Regions from separate parts of the Homo sapiens genome. Here region 2 is linked to region 1. A link is an interaction called in ENCODE POLR2A ChIA-PET data of the cell type or tissue named here. Cell type or tissue: Panc1. All regions are shown on one strand. Links, peaks and the distances in the headings refer to the core of each region. The heading gives the core; the rest is flanking DNA. Region 1 overlaps HNRNPLL (heterogeneous nuclear ribonucleoprotein L like). Region 2 has its middle 31 kb from the start of GALM.

What was found. Peaks named below come from ENCODE experiments on the same cell type or tissue, not always from the same donor. Only the 100,000 strongest peaks of a DNase experiment are listed, where the experiment ranks them.
Region 2: POLR2A ChIA-PET joins it to region 1 with 6 read pairs; 3 of 35 experiments call an interaction of 5 or more read pairs at or near these places.

The regions. Positions count from the first base shown.
Region 1 is chr2:38,562,277-38,566,679 of GRCh38, reverse strand. It overlaps HNRNPLL (heterogeneous nuclear ribonucleoprotein L like), which reads left to right. Exons shown (of 13, transcript NM_138394.4): 13 at 2,443-4,403. The coding sequence ends at 2,498. Among named protein-coding and RNA genes, the nearest start is that of HNRNPLL, 38 kb to the left of the region's middle. In Panc1, for the core only: no CTCF peak of the experiment used is centred there; no DNase peak of the experiment used is centred there.
Region 2 is chr2:38,632,680-38,637,082 of GRCh38, reverse strand. No RefSeq gene overlaps it. Among named protein-coding and RNA genes, the nearest start is that of GALM, 31 kb to the left of the region's middle. In Panc1, for the core only: no CTCF peak of the experiment used is centred there; no DNase peak of the experiment used is centred there; H3K27ac peaks cover 386 bases.

The DNA.
Region 1 (4,403 bases), core at 1-4,000:
TGTTTGTAGGACAGTTTTTCAGTAGTGTAGGGCATGAAGGTTTATAGTTAGGTAAAATGTTGCTAGATTGTACTTTATAAAGGTTGCACCAGTTTACGTTACCAACCGTGATATATGAAAATATTCATTGCTCAGCACTCTTAGCAACACTGAGTGTTGTCAGATATTCAATTTTTACCAGTATGATAGATGAAAAATGGTATTTGGTTGTTTTAATTTGTGTCAAGTCAAGTGAAATTGTTAACCTGTTTGTTTGTCTCCATAATAGTAACAATGGCCTTTTTGGTTTTTTTTTTTTTGGTTTTTTTTTTTTGAGACGAGTCTTGCTCTGTCCCCCAGACTGTAGAGTAGTGGCACGATCTTGGCTCACTGCAACCTCCACCTCCCAGGTTCAAGCGATTCTCCTGCCTCAGCTTCCCAAGTAGCTGGGATTATAGGCACCCACCACCACACCCAGCTAATTTTTGTATTTTTGTTAGAGACGGGGTTTCACCACGTTGGCCAGGCTGGTCTCGAACTCCTGGACCTCATGATCTGCCCACCTCCGCCTTCCGAAGTGCTGGGATTACAGGCGTGAGAAAACTCAAGTTTAATTTTTGAAACTTTTTGCTGTGTAATTTACTTTGATCCTGGATCTCCAGGGTATTTAAATAATAGGGGAACATTATTGGGTGTGGTGATGAATGATGGTTTAAAAAAGAGAAAAAAAAACAATGAATGATTTATGGCTGGAATAACATCTGAAATTTGCTTTAAAATATTCTAGCTTTCAAAACTGTGTGTGAAGGGTAGGTAGATAAAGTAAGACTGACAAATATTGACAATTATTGAAGCTGGGTGATAGGTATGTGGGGATTCATTAAACCTATCTACATTTTTGTGTATGTTTGAAAATTCCTAAATAAAAAGTTAAGTAAGAAACACCTTTTTTTTTTTTTTTTTTTTTTTTTTTGAGACAGGGTCTTGCTCATCTCCTAGCCTGGAATGCAGTGGTGCAATCACAGCCCACTGCAGCCTCGACTTTCCTGAGCTCAAGTGATCCTCCCACCTCAGCCTCCCAAATAGCTGGGGCTATAGGAGTGCAACACCACATCCAGCTTATTGGTGTATATTTGTTTATTTTTAAATTTTTTTTACATGGAGGGATCCTGCTGTGTTGCCCAGGCTGGTGGTCTTGAACTCCTGGCCTCAAGCAGTCCTCTGGCCTCAGCCTCCCAAGTTGCTGGGATTGTAGGCACAAGCCACAGTGTCGGCTTTCTTCTCATTTTACTTTTAGTTAAAAGAAAAAAAAGGAAATTTTATTAAGTAGTCAGGCTTAATTTTTGAGAGAAAGTTTTAAAAAGCTTTAAAGTTATATGAAATACCTTAGAGACAGTATATAGATTATAAACTGTTTGGAGATAGGGACAGTTATGTATGTTTTTATCCTCTGCAGTGTCTTGTACACACTTGTTGATGCATATGCTTTTCCTTACAGGAATTTTTTTTCTTTAATGAACTACAGCTTTTAATACTAAAATTGTGATACATTAAGATAGCAAAACTGGTTCTTTGCTTTGATTTCTTATATATGTAGTTGAGGAAGAGCTGTTTCTGCCTGGTCTGAAAAATTAAAGGAAAGAAAAATTTACAAAATGGAAATATTTTTGTGAAGTATACCCAGTTGGTTTGTTTTTTTTTTTTCAGTAATTTCAAAACTTATGTACCCCATTGATGAAGAGAGATTTAATACTAGATTTCCTGGAACCTTTTGGGATCATAGATGTCTTCATGTACATTCCAGCTTTGACCTACTTCCCAAGCTGTATTTGAATTGGCTTTTATAGAGAGTTAACTGTTGGCAATATTTTTGCAATGTGAGCTTTGCTGCTTAATCCTGATACTATTTATTCTTTAATGATGAATTCACTAAAAAAAATTGAGTGCCAGACAGTGTTGAGAACAATAGAAATGTGGCAGTGAACAAAGTCCCTGCCTTCATGAGCTTACCTTCCAGTAAATATGAATAAAAATCTTTCCCTTACTTTACTTAGAAATTTTACTTTTTTTTTTTTTTTTTTTTTTTTGAGACGGAGTCTCACTCTGTCACCCAGGCTAGAGTGCACAATCTTGGCTTGCTGCAACCTCCACCTCCCAGGTTCATGCAGTTCTCCTGCCTCAGCCTCCTGAGTAGCTGGGACTACAGGCGTGCACCACCACACCCAGCTAATTTTTGTATTTTTAGTAGAGGCGGGGTTTCACTTCATTAGCCAGGCTGGTCTCGAACTCCTGACTTCAGGTGAGCCACCGCATCTGGCCAATTTTACTTCTTTATATTCCTGCTTTATATTCACCATATTTCTTATATTTAGTATAAAAAGGTGAAGTAATTTACTCTGATACTTCAAGGTGATCTTGAAAGTTTGATGAAGTGAAATATTAACTGTTTTTTACTTTTTACAGATGGTTCCAATCCCTATACATTGAAGCTTTGCTTTTCTACATCATCCCATTTATAAGAAGAGAAGAGCATGTTAGAATTTATGTTCACCTTTATTACAATTTCAAAGCTACACTTCATTAAAAAAAAATCTAAAATGGTTGATCTCATGTTGCCTTGCTTACTTTAAGATCCTGTTCTGTAATAAACATATTTTGCCTTGAGTAAATTTGTTGTAAGCTTAAATATTGAATTGTTTTCATTTTAAGATAGAATATCATAATGTAGACTATCTACAGCTTCATTGTAGATTATACAGATATATGATTTCTAACCTTATTACTGGAATTTTTCTTCCACAGTAAAAATATATTTGCATTCTTAATGCTAATTATCTGCAAGTATTTTTTCATTGTGTAAGAGATTAATGCAGGTGAAAGTATTGCATTTTAATATAGAATTCCTATTATATGTTTAGATGTTTAAGTATGTTGCAGTTACTCATATTAAACATAACTTGTATATTTATTATTTTAATGAAGTTTGAGAATAACGTTACATATGTTGAATTTTAAGTACTACAGATTTAACTGATTTTATATTTCTGAAAGGCTAACAGACATGGATACACGTGTACAGTATGCATTCAAACTTATTTAAATTGGTGTATTTTTTTTTAAGTCACTGTCCATTTGTATTGACATGCCTCTGTTTCTAGTCCAGTTTGGAGATTTTATAAAGTTATAACAATGAGTTAATGTGTTCATTTTCATTTGTTGCATGTGACTTAAATACAGCTAGTATTTGGCATTGAGATTTTAATAGAGGTTATAATTAACAGTTCCTCTTATAGATAATAATCTGGGATCCATGGGTGGGCTTCAGAGAATCTGTGTACCCCCTAAAATTGTATGTAGAATTTTGGATATTTACATTTTTATTTTTTAACTCTTGGATCCATCAGTAATATGTATTTTTCTATATGGTACAAGATTTAAGGATCTAATTTTATTTTTATTCCAAACAGATAGCTATTTGTCTCAATACCATTTATTAAACATTCTTTCTCCCACTGGATCTGTTTTTTTTTTCTTTTTAAGATAATAGATTTTATACATAGGCAAGTAAGATTTAAGGACCAAACATGGTATTAAGAGACTATAGCACGATTGTTACCAAGTTCACAGCTTTTTTACAATAGAAAAACTGATGTGGCCATTTTGTTTTCATCTTTAAAAGAAGGGAGAATATGTGTCATCTACCTAGAATAACTGATATCAGTAGTTGACAATATCAGTTTTGTAATCCTGACACTTTTAAACAAATTTGTAAATGAAAGTTCCATTTAGATCTTTTGTAAAGACTTTATTTTAAATTTTAATATAAAAAATCCTTTTAGAAATAAGGCAGGCATTTACAATTTTAGAGCTGTTTAATAGGAAGTTTAGATGGAAACTAAACACACATTAACATTTATTTCCCCTCATTTTGATGGCAGTGGACCAGCATTTAGCCCTCTAAAGATAAAGAAAAAATTAAATTTAATCTAGAAGTATTTTAGACCCTTATCACAGAACCCAGTAAGTTATGCCAAGGGTAACTGTGTGAACTGTGTTCGATACTGGGCTATGTATGTTTCTTATTCATTGCCAATTTAATACCTAAGTTTATCTAACTTTACAATAAAGCTTTTTTTCCCCTATAAATACTTTTCTACCTCTTTTGAAAAATTGAAATACCTTAATTTTGGTTTATGTAATAGTTGTCTACGTTCCTTCCTCCTCTGAAAATTAATGTGGGTTGTCAGAATTACAGACTTTTTAATGCCTAAGATTTTAAGAAATAAACCTGTAGGTGTTGGCAGGACTTATTTCATTTAGATTTTAATTAGTTTAGATGTGTAGAAATGATTTTTATCTGTAAGGCTCTCTCTCCACCAAAATAAGTGAATTGTTTGGGAGTAAACTAGTTGGTAAGTTGGGCC
Region 2 (4,403 bases), core at 270-4,269, 70 kb before region 1:
TCTCTCCTACATATATTCTGACTTCTCCCTGCTACAATTCTGCATCTTAATCCCTTGGTAACTGTATTAGTCTGTTCTCACAGTGTGATAAAGAACTACCTGAGACTGGGTAATTTATGAAGAAAGAGATTTAATTGACTCAGTTCCACAGGCTGTACAGGAAGCATGGCTGGGTGGCCTCAGGAAACTTACAATCATGGCGGAAGGTGAAGGGGAAGCAAGCACGCCTTATTATGGCAGAGCAGGATAAAGAAAGGGGAGGTGCTACCCAACCAGATCTCATGAAAACTCACTATCTTTTTTTTTTTTTTTTTTTGAGATAGAGTCTCGCTGGAGCTCCTGGCCTCAAGCAATCCACCTGCCCTGACCTCCCAAAGTGCTGGGATTACAGCTATGAGCCACTGCACCCAGCCAGGAGAATAAAAATCTATAGTAGGTGGGAGCTTTCATTGTCCCTGATCTGGAAAAACTCAGTGAGCTGCCAAGTAACAAAAAAATCCTCCTATAATTGGGAGGATTAATTATTTCTGGTACTGAGATATACATTGGATGTGGTATATATCTTCATTTTTTACTTTCCTATGAATATTTTGTGAATCTCCTGTATCTAATAGTTTAAACATATTTTGAGTGCATTAAATGAAACACTAATGACGTGTGATTTGGATGTTTTCTTTTGCTTCAAAAAACAAAACCTATATGCTGTCACTTTAAATCTTTTCCCTCTTTCTTTATTTGAAGGCAGAAATAATCAGGATATTTTCTCTAGGGCGTTTTGGGGACTTGGGACTAATCTTAAGCAGGCGGCATATGTGACTAACCTGTGTGTTGTGAGTCAGGGATGCTGATAAGAGCCTCCTATGTTTTTCCAACAGCCTCTCATATTTTCTTTCTATTTTTTATTTTTTGAGACAAGGTCTCACTCTGTCACCCAGGATGGAGTACAGTGGTGCAGTCTCGGCTCACTGCAACTTCTGCCTCCTGGGCTCTAGCAATCCTCCCATCTCAGCCTCCCTAGTAACTGGGACCACAGGTGTGCACCATCATGCCTGGCTAATTTTTGTACTTTTTGTAGAGACAAGTTTTCACTATGTTACCCAGGCTTGTCTCGAACTCCTCACCTCAAGTTATCCACCTGCCTCGGCCTCCCAAAGTGCTGGGATTACAAGCATGAGCCACTGCACCCATGCTCTCTCATATTTTCTAAAATACCACTATCAGACTTATGTTTGTTTGGTCTTTAGAAATCTGAATATTCTTTGGAAGGGAAACCATCTCAGTGAGAATTTGTTTATTAGATAGTTGTCCATGTTTGACATCTGACTTGGAGCAAGAGTTTGAAGAAATACAAAACAGGTAAGTTGGAAAGGATACTGGGAGGTATGATAGCAGAAGAAAAGGAAATTTCCTTGTAATTTTGCCTAGGATGAGCCCTTAATATAATTAAGGATGGTCCTTCCTCTGCTTCCCTAGGATTTTAAGACCTGCTTTCATTTTCTTCCATCTTTTCTTCTTCCCAAAATAAGAAGTAAGAGGTTTTGAGGTATAGTGGCTCATGCCTGTAATCCCAGTGCTTTGGCAGACCAAGGCAGGAGAATCACTTGAGGCTAGGAGCTTACGACCAGCCTGGGTAAAATAGCAAGACCTGGTATCTACAAAAATTATTTAAAAAAATAAGTTAGATGTGGTGGCATGTGCCTGTAGTCCTAGCTACTTGGGAGACTGACGCAGGAGGAACGCCTAGCCCAGGAGTTTGAAGCTGCAGTGAGCTACTGCATTCCAGCCTGGGTGACACAGTAAGACCCCATCTCAAACATACAAAACATAATGACGACAGCAAACAAAAGGTTTGGGGCCATAAAAAAAGAATTATTATAAAAATTGACTAAAGGGGAAAAGTCATTTATACTACATAGGAAATGTCCCCTAAAGGAAATTTTCAGTACAATTTTCCTCCAATGAGTCTCAATTATATTAGAATTTTTCCTTTCAGGCAATCTTTATTTAAATTATCCTACTTAAAACTCAAATTACGAATCTCTAAAACTGCAATTTCCAAAAACAATGAAGTTTCCTAAAATGAGATTATGCATCAGCAGCAGTGGCACCAGCTTAAATAAATTTTTAATGGAATTGTCAGTATTGCTGATACGTTTAGGGCAAAACTTCTGCCAAATTTTGTAAGATAACAATCAAGTACTGCGTGACCTTGACAGATTCTTTTCTTATTTTAGCAAAACCACATTCTGCTTTGAGAAAGGTCAAACTCAGAGCAAGGGTACAGCTTCCTCTTTACTGGTCTTTCATGAGTTTGTCATCTGATATAGGGACATGGTTAGGTCAAAGGGGGAATGTGCTTTATCTAGACAGTTTAAAATTTCATCTCAAAGTATCTAATCCTTTGGGGCAAACTTTCATAGATTTATATTGCTTTTTCTCTGGTGAATGATGCTAAATTTTATTACTTTGAAAGTTATTGACTATTCTGTGATTAAAGAAAAAAGATTTTTTTTTTTTTTCAGAGTCTTGCTCTATCGTCCAGGGTATGGGTGACAATTTCTTGCTTTACTTTGTTTTATTACAAAAGTGATAAAACAAAATAAAGCAAGAAATTGAAAAATGCAAGAAAGAATAAAGAATACCCATATAACCTATATCCCATATAACCCCAAATCCCACCTGCCCTGATAGATCATTTCATATTAACATAGTGACCCATTTCCTTTTAACTTTTTTTGGGGTGCATAGCTGAAATCATTGGTAGATAAAGTTTTGCATATATACACTGCTTTTTGAAAAATAGTGGATCCAAATTGTGTTGTCCTTCACAAAAAAAGGCTGGAACGAATGGAAAGGTAGACCATGTTCTTGGGGAGGAAGCCTAACAGCATCAAGATGTTAGCCAATTAGAGATTAGCAGTATCCATTAAAATTACAATAGTGCAGCCAAAACAAACAAAAACAAACAAAAAACAAACCAAAATCATGTCCTTTGCAGCAAGATAGTTGCAGCTGGAGGCCATTATCCTAAGCAAATTAATGCAGGAACAGAAAACCAAATACTGCATGTTCTTACTTATAAGTAGGAGCTAAACATTGGGTACTCAGGGACATAAAGATGACAACAAAGATACTGGAGACTACTCGATGGGAGAGGAAGGAAGGGCAGCAAGGGTTGAAAAACTAACTATTGAGTATTATGCTCATTACCTGGGTTAGGGAATCATTCATATCCCAAACCTCAGCATCACACAATATACCCATGGTGTAACAAACATGGGGATGAACCCCTTGAATCTAAAATGTACCCCTGCACATGCACCCCTTGAATCTAAAATAAAAGTTAAAATCATTATTATTATTATTATTTTTTTTTTTTGAGATGGAGTCTTGCTCTGTCGCCCAGGCTGGAGTGCAGTGGCGCAATCTCGGCTCACTGCAAGCTCCGCCTCCCGGGTTCAAGCGATTCTCCTGCCTCAGCCTCCCGAGTAGCTGGGACTACAGGCGCCCGCCACCAAGCCTGGCTAATTTTTTGTATTTTTAGTAGAGACGGGGTTTCACCATGTCAGCCAGGATGGTTTCGATCTCCTGACGTCGTGATCCGCCCGTCTCGGCCTCCCAAAGTTCTGGGATTACAGGCGTGAGTCACCGCACCTGTGCCAAAAGTTAAAATTATTTTTAAACATTACAAATATATGTACATTTGGACCCAGCATTCTCTTATACTTTTAATAATGATTTCTAGAGATAGTATTGAAGGAATATTATTCATTGCTTTTTTTTTTTTTTGTAACAGCAAAAGAAATGGTCACTTCAGAAAAGTTTTTCAGAAAAAAAATTGGAAGCAACATAAATGTCAATCAGTACAGGCCTTTTTAAATTATTTATGGCATAGCTACACTGTGGAATACTATATAGCTGTTAAAAATGAGTAAGTGCTTTTGTATTGATTTAGACAGATCTTCAAGATCTATTAAATGCAAAAAGTGACTTGCTGGAAAAATGGGTATAGTCTTTTGTAATTTGTATAAAAAAAGAAGAGGACAAAGAATGTATATTGTCTTTGACTAGGAACAGCCTTCTGGAAGGCCAGACAAGAAACTACTAATATTGATAACCCAATTGAGGCTGAGAATGGAAACCAGTGGGCACTGGAGCAGAGTAGGGGTGAGACTTTCTATTGTGTATATTTTTATACTTGTTTGCTGCTTGGAGAATGTGAATGAATGAATGTGGTATCTATTCACATTAAATTAAAATAGAAATAAAGAATGTGTGGGCTGGGTGCAGTGGCTCACGCCTGTAATCCCAGCACTTTGGGAGGCCAAGGTGGGCGGACCACCTGAGGTCAGGAGTTCAAGACCTGCCTGGCCAACGTGGAGAAACCCCATCTCTACAAAAAT